Regions from separate parts of the Mus musculus genome. Here region 2 is linked to region 1. Evidence: chromatin loops called from intact Hi-C (ENCODE). Cell type or tissue: left cerebral cortex. All regions are shown on one strand.

Region 1 (5,000 bases):
TGTTAGAGGAAGGGTGTTGTTGGGTTGACCCTTGAGGTTTGAAAAGCCCTTGCCAGGGCTTTTCTCTCTTCCTGTCTGTGGATCAGGGTTTCGTTCTCAGCTACAGCTGAACTAAACTACAGTTTAGCTCCAGCACCTGCCTGCAAGCTGCTGTGCTCTGCCCCGCCCCCTGTGATTATAAACAGATTAAACCTCTGAAACTATAAGAAAGCCCTAATTAAACGTTTTCTTTTAAGAGTTACCTTGGTTGTGGTATTTTGTCACAGCAACAGATGTATGGCTAGGACAGTCTGCTCACCATTTTGAAATCTGGCCTGGGGGGATGGGGGAACACACACCATTGACTTGTTTCCATTGCTCTTGTGTTCTGGGTATTAGCTCTTCTCAAATGAACAGTTTGCAAATGTTTTCACTCATCCGGTAGGGTGTCTCTTCATTCAGTTCGTCATCTCTCTTGCTACATAGGGAACTTTTTTGTTGTTTGACATAATCCCAATTATCTATTTTTGCTTTTGTTTCCAGCACATTTTGAAGTTTTATCAAAAGAAGAAAATACCATTTCAGAGTCATGATCATTTTCCCTGTGTTCCCTTCTAGCAGTTTTATAACCTGAATCCTATGTTTAAGTCCTATCTATTCTTAGTTGATCTTTGTGAGAAATGATAGGGGTCTAACTTCATTCTTCCTAAGGAAATCCAAGTTATTCAGTGCTTTTTACTGAAGAGGTTGCTCTTTCCTCTGCATATGTTCTTGGCATCTTCCTCAAAAATCACCTGGTTTTGGATGAGGGAGTTTTCTTCTAGGATCTATATTCTGTTCCATTGCTCCATATGGCTGTTTTTATGCTAATCTCCTGCTGCTTTCATTACTGTAGTTCTATGTATGTATGAGTGTATGTATATATATATATTTCTCTGTATATATTTACATCCATGTATTCTATATACATAAATTCTTTTTCACAATACTTAGGACCAAATGCACAGCCGAGCATGCTACCACTGATGTCAACAGAATTAGACCCTAGGTGTCAGGTAGCATATCTCCCCCTTTGTTCTTTTAGCTAAGAATTGCTCTAGATATTCAGGCATTTTGATTTTTTAGCTTTTCCTTGTAATTCCATATGTATTTTAGTTTTTCATACGGAGTTAGATTTTTAGTTTTAGGAAACACAAAGATTGTCCTTGGACACCTGACATGGCACTTTCACATTGTATTGCTTGAGAAGCCTCCGCCAGTCTCCATTTCTCAGGGAGAGCACGGGAGCAAAACACTGGTGCTCCCGACCATAGATGTTTGTCCAGCTCAAATGAAACAGTTATCTTAAACATGGGGTTGAAAAATATATAAAATAAAAGCTTTCACGTGTCTCATTGCCTGGAGAGTTTTGCTTGATAGGTTCCATACTCCTAAGTGTTTTTGTCAAGTTATGATCAGGATTCTTGATTCTGAAGTCTGGCCAGCTTTCTGAACATCAGCATGTGATTGTTGAATAGGTCAGAATCTCTGGAGGTAGAATATAGGACCTGCGAGGCCCCAGCCAGTTCTAGTTCCTCCTTTAGACATTAGTGAGCTCTGGGTACCACAGACCCTGAGGACACCATCTTTCTTCCAAGCATAATATGGATCACTTGAAGTTGCCCTACAAAAGAGGTAGAAACAGAAAAGCTCAGTTCAAAGTGACCCCCCAAGTTGTCATAATTATTATTATTATTTCTATTATTAATTATCAAGTTAAATAGAAACAGTAGGCAAATGACTTATCTATGATGTATTAAGAAGCAATTAGTCGGAACTAGGTCAACATACCCAAAGCAAAAATGGAAAATATAGCATGAAATGAGTTATTGATAAGGATGTCCACATGCAAATTGAGTAATTGCTGAATCAGATGACCCACTGTTTGGGATGGTGTGGTCACCGAGGAAAAGTTCAAATCACATTGCATGTGCAAAGCCAAAGCCAGTGGCATTTCATGCTTTAGTGAACAAGAAAAGTAAAACACTTTAATAGCTCCATCAAAAGACCATGCTCCTACTCGGATGATGGTACTTCCACAAAGATCAAATATGGATATCCTTTTTTTAAAAGGAGGAAAAAATATAAGTTGTTTGTAAGGGCATAGCATTTAAAGACAACATATGTTCCCTGTAGTCAAGAATAGGTTCCTTACATCAGCTGAAGACATTCACAGAGGGAGGAGTTGGAGGAAATAGTATCAGAAGCAGGCGGGGGAAGTTGTCATCTTTCTTCTTTCTGCTCTTGTCATCTTTGCCTGCCTGAAAGTAATTTCCATTTTGTATTGCTTCAAGATGTAGAGCTCTAAAAATGTTATCTCAATACAATGTCCTTCTGAAATCCCTATGTTTTGTGGGGTTTTATGGTGTATTTCTGTTAAGACTGAGTTTCGGAGTCCAGGCTGTCTTAGGCTTTGCTATGTACCTCAGATAGTACCTCAGCTCACGGCCCTCCTGCCTCAGAATCCTGGGTACTAGATTTACAGACTGTGCCTCATTACTTATTAGCACCAATGTTATTAGTGTAGAGGGCTATGTCATAGCATGAAATGAATGTATGTCATAACTCATTCATGCTCGGGTACCTTTCCTAGCCCAGGTTAGACCCCCAGTCATAGCACCTACTTGGCTTTCATGATTATAGCCTAGCTTCAGGGCAGAAGACAGACTCAACGTGTTTCTGCATTTCATCATGACCTCTGACCTCTTTTTAGTATACAAAGCCACTAGAGGATTACCATCGTCCTTGCTGAAAGCCTTCATTGTTTCCGATGTTAATGAACAAGCTCCAGAGAAGTCACTTTGTTTGATACAGTCATGGTTTGAATATGCTTGGCCCAGGGCATGGCACTATTTGGAGGTGTGGCCTTGTTGGAGTAGGTGTGTCACCATGGGCGTGGCCATGTCCTTTAAGACCCTTATCCTAGCTGCCTGTAAGTCAGTCTTCCATTAGCAGCTTTCAGATGAAGATGTAGAACTCTCAGCTCTGCCCACACCTTGTCTGACTGGATGCTGTCATACTCCCACCTTGATGATAATGGACTAAACTTCTGAACCTGTAAGCCAGCCCCAATTAAATGTTATCCTCTACAAGACTTGCCTTGGTCATGGTATCTCTTCACAGCAGTAAAATCCTAAGACAGTCCCCAATGTTTGTTCCTCTGCTTCTCCAACCCTGCCCAGTATTGTCCTCTGGCCTCATTCAGGGACTCATATTTTGCTAGCTTTTCTCTCTTACCAAAGTTTGGCATGTGTCAATCTTCTGGAACACACACATACTTCATTCTTCAGATTACATTTTACATATAACATCTTGACCTAGTAACCCTAAAACTCATATGTAGTACAACTCTCTTCACACGCTTTCTCTGTTTTCCTTACCATGCTATATTGATTTCTATACCATTTCAATACATTGGCTTATTGATTTCGGTGTGTTTTTCCCAGTAAATAATACATGAATTACATGAGGATATCAACAGTAAGCATTATATCACGTCTTAACTAGACTCCTATGTCTGGTTGGGTGAGTATTACATGAATGAAACAAGGAAATAATTGTAAGACAGAATTTACATAAGCACAGAACAGTTTCTATATTTCTAGATGTAGACTTTAGGGAAAACTAATGAGTTGGGAACAATTACAGTCAGATCTTCCAGCTGATTCGAAGTCTTCAGCTTGTCAGGCAGGCCCCCCCGAAAGACCATCATTGAGTCTCAAGAAATGAAGAAAAAAAGGAAGGACAGTCTGATTAATGTCCTGAATACTTTGAATGTTCCTGGAGGTAGTTTGACTTCTTTGCAGCATCAGGTAGGCAGGCCTTACTTTATACTTGGAGAAAGTTCACATTTTCCTGTGAGAGATCTAACTATTAGGTTAATTACACAATGGAGTACTACTCAGCTATTAAAAAGAATGAATTTATGAAATTCCTAGGCATTTGGATGGACCTGGAGGGCATCATCCTGAGTGAGGCAACCCAATCACAAAGGAACTCACACAATATGTACTCACTGATAAGTGGATATTAGCCCAGAAACTTAGGATACCCAAGATATAATATACAATTTGCTAAACTCATGAAACTCAAGAAGAATGAAGACCAAAGTGTGGACACTTTGCCCCTTCTTAGAATTAGGAACAAAACACCCATGGAAGGAGTTACAGAGACAAAGTTTGGAGCTGTGATGAAAGGATGAACCATCTAGAGACTGCCATATCCAGGGACCCATCCCATAATCAGCTTCCAAACTCTAACACCATTGCACACACTAGCAAGATTTTGCTGAAAGGATCCAGATATAGCTCTCTCTTGTGAGACTATGCCAGGGCCTAGCAAACACAGAAGTGGATGCTCACAGTCAGCTATTGGATGGACCACAGGGCCCCCAATGGAGGAGCTAGAGAAAGTAGCCAAGGAGCTAAAGGGATCTGCAACCCTATAGGTAGAACAACATTATGAACTAACCAGTTTCCCAGAGCTCTTGACTCTAGCTGCATATGGCCGACTAGGCCATCACTGGAAAGAGAGGCCCATTGGACTTGCAAACTTTATATGCCCCAGTACAGGGGAATTCCAGGGCCAAAAAGTGGGAGTCGGTGGGTAGGGGAGTGGGGGGGGGGGGAAGGGTATGAGGGACTTTTGGGATAGCATTGGAAATGTAAATGAGGAAAATACATAATAAAAATATTAAAAAAAAAGAAAAGAAAAGAAACAGAACCAATGTCTCCTTCCAACTCCACTTCCATTGCTAGTAAAGTGAGGCTCTCAAACTACAGAGAGTTCTTGAATATTTGCCTGTGGGCTTTCCCGTACTTAGTATGCTTTATTATTTCAACTTAAATGTTTTCAAGTATCTATCCTCTATGTTTGCTAATCTCCTTGGGGTGGTTGTTGTTGTTCTCCTCTTCCCTCTCCTCCTCCTCCTCCTCCTCCTCCTCCTCCTCCTCCTCCTCCTCCTCCTCCTCCTCTTTTCTTGG
Region 2 (5,000 bases), 56 kb after region 1:
GGCCCTTGGCCTTGTGAAGATTATATGCCCCAGTACAGCAGAATGCCAGGACCAGGGAGTGGATGGGTTGGGGAGCAGGGTGGGGGAGGGTATAGGGGACTTTCAGGATAGCATTTGAAATGTAAATGAAGAAAATACCTAATTAAAAAATTGTTTTCGAAAAAAAAAAAACAAAACCCAAGATGGCTACTTCCTGATGGATGGCATTAAGATTGACTTCTGGCCCATAAGCATGTATACACAAATGATTGCACACCTGCACATATGTGTGCACCCATTTGAATACAAATTAACAAACAATATGCAAACACCAAAACCCCCACAAAATACTAACCCCTCAATCTGTCATGTCATGAAAGATGTGAAAGAATAGACCTCCTCTTCTAGGCTAAGGTAAAATAAAACACTGTATCAGGTCAATGCACTATGATATGGGCCTTCACTCAATGGGTGACTCTTCCTTCTTCAGATAAGAAAGTATGAAACAGTAAGAACTAGCATTTATTAAGCTCTTATTATGTACCTAGTTCTGAATATTGAAAAAGATTTGGGCATACTAATAACACTGGAGTCAATCAATTTATTGGCTAAGTAGGGACTCTGGGGCTGGCTCTCCTTGCAAGATTTCTCTGATTTTCAAGTTACTAACTTGACGCAGGACACACTACTTTACCATTCTATACCTCACTTCACTATTTTTTAAGGCAAGGACATGATAGTAGTACCTCCATCATGGGGTCTTGTGAAGATGAAGATGGCATTTACTAAACATACAAAGTGTTAGCTTTTTAGTATGAATAGTATTATCTAATTCAGTCCTCATGATGGCCTTATGCGTTAGGTAAATATCTCTATTCTTATATTCCTTGGAAGAAAGTAATGCTAAGAGTGGTTAAATCCCCTAAGTCCACTGATACGACTCCTGTCTATGTTATTTTATTTCTTCAGATCTTTCCTAGTTTCTCTCTAAGCTCACTCTTTCTCCTTCTCGTTCTTCCTCCCCTTCTTCTTCTTCATCTTCCTTCTATACCCAACCCTGGTTTATTTTGCCTCATGATTTCAGAGCATACAGTCAGTCCGTAATGTATGGAAAGCCTGGCAGAATACAAGCTAATACTCCTTGTATCAAGCAGACAATGAAATCTCGAGGCTAAATTATAATGGATTGTTTAAATCCATTATAAGTCTCTGATAGTCTTGTTGAAACCATTTTGAAAGCTGGAATATCAGCTTTCTCTCCAGACTTCTTAATCCTGTTTGGTTATCCCCTGACACAACTCCAGTGAAATCAACAAATGTCATGTCTCTTGCAGACATCGTGTTGATTGCTTTGTGATAAACTATTCTTGTTTGATGATTCTGCTCACCTCCCCTTTAACCAAGCATAGCAGAAGGATTTCAGTGTTGATTAAAATTTGAAAAAGAGAATATGGGTTAGGATAAGTGATTTCAAATTATTTGACATCTTTGAAGGGGGATTTGAACCAGACAATCCTCAAAGATCTTTTCCTCCTCTATACTGCAATATTTTAAAAAGATTTATATATTTTTATTTTATGCATATTAACATTCAAGATAGCCAAAACAACCCTGACAACAAAAAGAAATTGCTGGAGTTCTCGCCATTGCAGATTTCAAGATATACTATAGAATGATAGTAATGAAAACAGCATGGTACTGGCAAAAAACAAACTCAAGACCTTTGTAAACCTCCATTTCAATCAAAGACAGCATCTTCAACAAATGGTGCTGGTCAGCCTGTATAGCTATTTGTAGAAGAATGAAATTTAGTACTTATCTCTGACCCTGAACAAAAAACTCAAGTCTGAATGGATCAAGGACTTTAACATAAGTCCAGATATCCTGAATTTGGCAAAGGAGAAAGTAGAAAATACACTCGAACTCACTGACACAGGAAAGGACGTTTCCCACAGACCCTGTTAACACAGGCATTAAACTCAACAATTAATAAATGGAAGCTCATGAAGCCAAATGGTTCTTGGACAACAAAGGACACTCTCACTAGAGTGAGGAGGAAACATTCACTAGTTACACATTTGCTTGTATTTGGAGTATATAAAGAAGAAAAAAATAGATATCAAGATAGCAAACTCTCCACCTAAAAAGTGGGACATGGAACTAAATAAGGAGTTCTCAAAAATGAAATAGAAATGCCTGAAAAACCTTTAAAAAAATTGTCCAACACCTTTAGCCATCAGGAAAGTACAAATTAAATTTACTTTTAGATTTCATCTTACAGCAGTCAGAATGGCTACGGTAAAAAAAATTAATTAATTAATTAAAATAAAATAAATACAAAACCCCATAAAAACATAGAAACCCAACAACTACAAATACTAGCATTGATGGAGGGAAAGGGGAGCACTTATTCACTGTTGGTGGGAGTACAAACTGGTTCAGCCACTATGGAAATTAGTGTGGAGGAGCATCCAAAATCTAAAACTAGATCTGCCATATGATCCAATGATTTCACTCCTGGGCATGTGCTCTAAAGACGCTATGTGCTAATGTAGAGGTACCTATTTATTCTTATTCTATTGGAGTTCTACTCACAATGTCCAGGAAATGGGGATAGTTTAGCTGACTGTCAACTGATGAATGGGCCATGAAAAGTGTGGTATATTTACACGTTGGAATATTACTCAGTGATTAAGAAAAAAATGAAACTATGAAATAAATGGAGCTGAAAACAATCACTGTGAGTGTGATGATCCAGACTCGGGAAGACAAATGTCACATTTTCCCTCATTTGTGGAGATTAGCTTTGAATCTTTAGGTATCTATGTTTCTTTTGGAATACCCAGAGAGGTCAGGAAATTACTAAGGGCCAGTGGGAAGAGCCTTTCAAGGGAGGGAAAATAGAATACATGTAGGTGAGAAGGGACATCAGAACTCCTGGAACTGGACTTACAGATGGTTATGAGCCAACTTTTTTGGGAACAAGGAAACAGACCTGGGTTCTTTAGCTTGCTTTTGGCTATGTTGTGGGTTCTTTCTTCCACCCTTTCAACTCCCTAATACTAGATAAGAGAGAAAAAAGAACAGAGAGGAAAGGAACTAGATCCCTAAATAAAGTCAGGGGCTGGCAAGGGGACAATGTTATTGCTAGACTACTTGCTGCTGATTAGGGGCATCGAGTTCCTTGGGGCAAGATATCTTTGATGTCAAGATATCTAGTTTCTGATTGTTTTGTCTTTGTACATGACTACTTAATAAACCAAGACCAACAACAACCAAACAACTAACACCCTTCTTGGGGCCCTCTAAATGTCCCCAGAAGTCCAAGCATCACACGATTGCAGGAACTATCTGCAGCTGGCAAAACCATGCCTCTGTTAGAGCACGAGGCAAATCAGTCAGCTGCTTTGAAGCAGCAACACCTGGCATTAAAACGAAAGCATATTCTTATAAAATTTCCCCCGATTGTCACTACAGCGTTCTCTGCAGGAGCATCAAGTGCTCTTAGCCTCTGAGCCACCTCTCCAGGCCCTATATTCCATTTTAAATGTGGAACCACTAACGTGTTAGATGACACAACTCAGACCCTATTTTGCACTTTGTGTATAGACAAATACAAAATGGGGATAAAGACATTTAAGAAAATTACACTATAAAAGACATAATAAAGTCAAGTGGCAAAAAGACTTTGAGGGGAGAAAAAGTTATGTTCATTAATTTAAATTAGGCTTGTTTTGTATTCTGTGGCCTTTTATAAGTCATGTCTCTTCTTCATTTTATATTCAACTAATACTGTTAAAAAGACTTGGAAAGGGCAAAGCTGATACATAAATGTCACATGATTTTCGACCATTCCATTTAGTCGAAACCAGCCTTCTGTTTCCTTCCCTCAACAAGTAAACTACCAATGGTTCCATAACGCTGTTAGTCTTATGAAATTATGGAAAACTAGGGTCATTGTTGCTAGCCACCCTCCTCTACTTTTTATTGCCACTTATTTAATACAGATATCCCAATTAAAATTACCAAAAATTATTGTCTATTATATATTTTGAATTGTGTACACAATGAAGATGCAAAAACCCAAATTTCAGGGATTGTCCTTAGAAAGATAAAAAAAACCAAAACCCAAAACCCAAAAAACCCTCTTAGTATAGTGTTAGCTTTCACTGTTGAATTTGAAACAGCCAGAGTCACCTGAGAAGGAAGTCTTTACTGAAAACTGCTCAGATCAGATTGTCACGAGGGAATGCTCATGGAGACTTTCTTGATTGCTCGCTGATGTAAGAGGGATCAATCAGCCCATTATGGGCAGCAACATTCCACAGCCAGGGAGTCCTGAACTGAATAAGGATTCTAGCTAAGGAGGACCGAGTGAGCAAGACAGCAGGCAGTGTTCTTTATGGTTTCTGCCTCAAGTTCCTTCCTGAGTTCCTGCTATGACTTCTCTCAATGAGGCGCCATGACTTGCAAGTGCAAGCCAAATAAATACTTCCCTCTCCTGATTTTGGCCATGGTGCCTGTCACAGTGAGAGAAAGAAAATGAACATACAGTTAGTAGACAAAATTTTACAAAGACAAAAACAAAAACAAAACCCAAATTTTTTTAATATATATATATATATATATATATATGAATGTTTTGTGACTATAGAGACTTAGGAAGTTTATCTGGAAGCCCAGGGTATGGACAGCTCATCCTTTGTTTGCTAGCAGCTCTTTACTTGTTCTTTCTTTGCAAAATAAGGTTTCCCAAACAGGCAAATTTTGTGCTATGCATCTTGAAAACTGCATAGGACTGGCCTAGTTTGGAGCTGAAGACTCTAAAAAGAGATACAAATGATATTTATAAAAAGTTAACATGTCATCGTTGGATGTCATCATTGTAAAACTAAATGTTTATCTGGAGGGTAGTAAAGAGATCATAGTCCATGGGATACGGTTGAACATAGAGATTTGGGGGGCAGTAAAATAAATAAAATTATTTTGTTTATTTTTGAATATTGGAAAGTTTTTCACAA

What was found. A loop is a pair of places that touch in the nucleus more often than their neighbours do. Peaks named below come from ENCODE experiments on the same cell type or tissue, not always from the same donor. Only the 100,000 strongest peaks of a DNase experiment are listed, where the experiment ranks them.
Region 2: a loop joins it to region 1, with 7 times the contacts of the local background. A loop is called at or near these places in 3 of 42 quality-filtered maps.

Annotation. Positions count from the first base shown.
Region 1 is chr9:83,038,758-83,043,757 of GRCm38, reverse strand. Gm39383 (a long non-coding RNA gene) reads right to left here. Exons shown (of 6, transcript XR_870950.2): 6 at 1-1,642. Among named protein-coding and RNA genes, the nearest start is that of Gm35746, 32 kb to the left of the region's middle. In left cerebral cortex, no CTCF peak of the experiment used is centred here; DNase peaks (open chromatin) are centred at 440, 810 and 2,227; H3K27ac peaks cover 465 bases.
Region 2 is chr9:82,983,024-82,988,023 of GRCm38, reverse strand. No RefSeq gene overlaps it. Among named protein-coding and RNA genes, the nearest start is that of Phip, 10 kb to the right of the region's middle. In left cerebral cortex, no CTCF peak of the experiment used is centred here; a DNase peak (open chromatin) is centred at 2,496.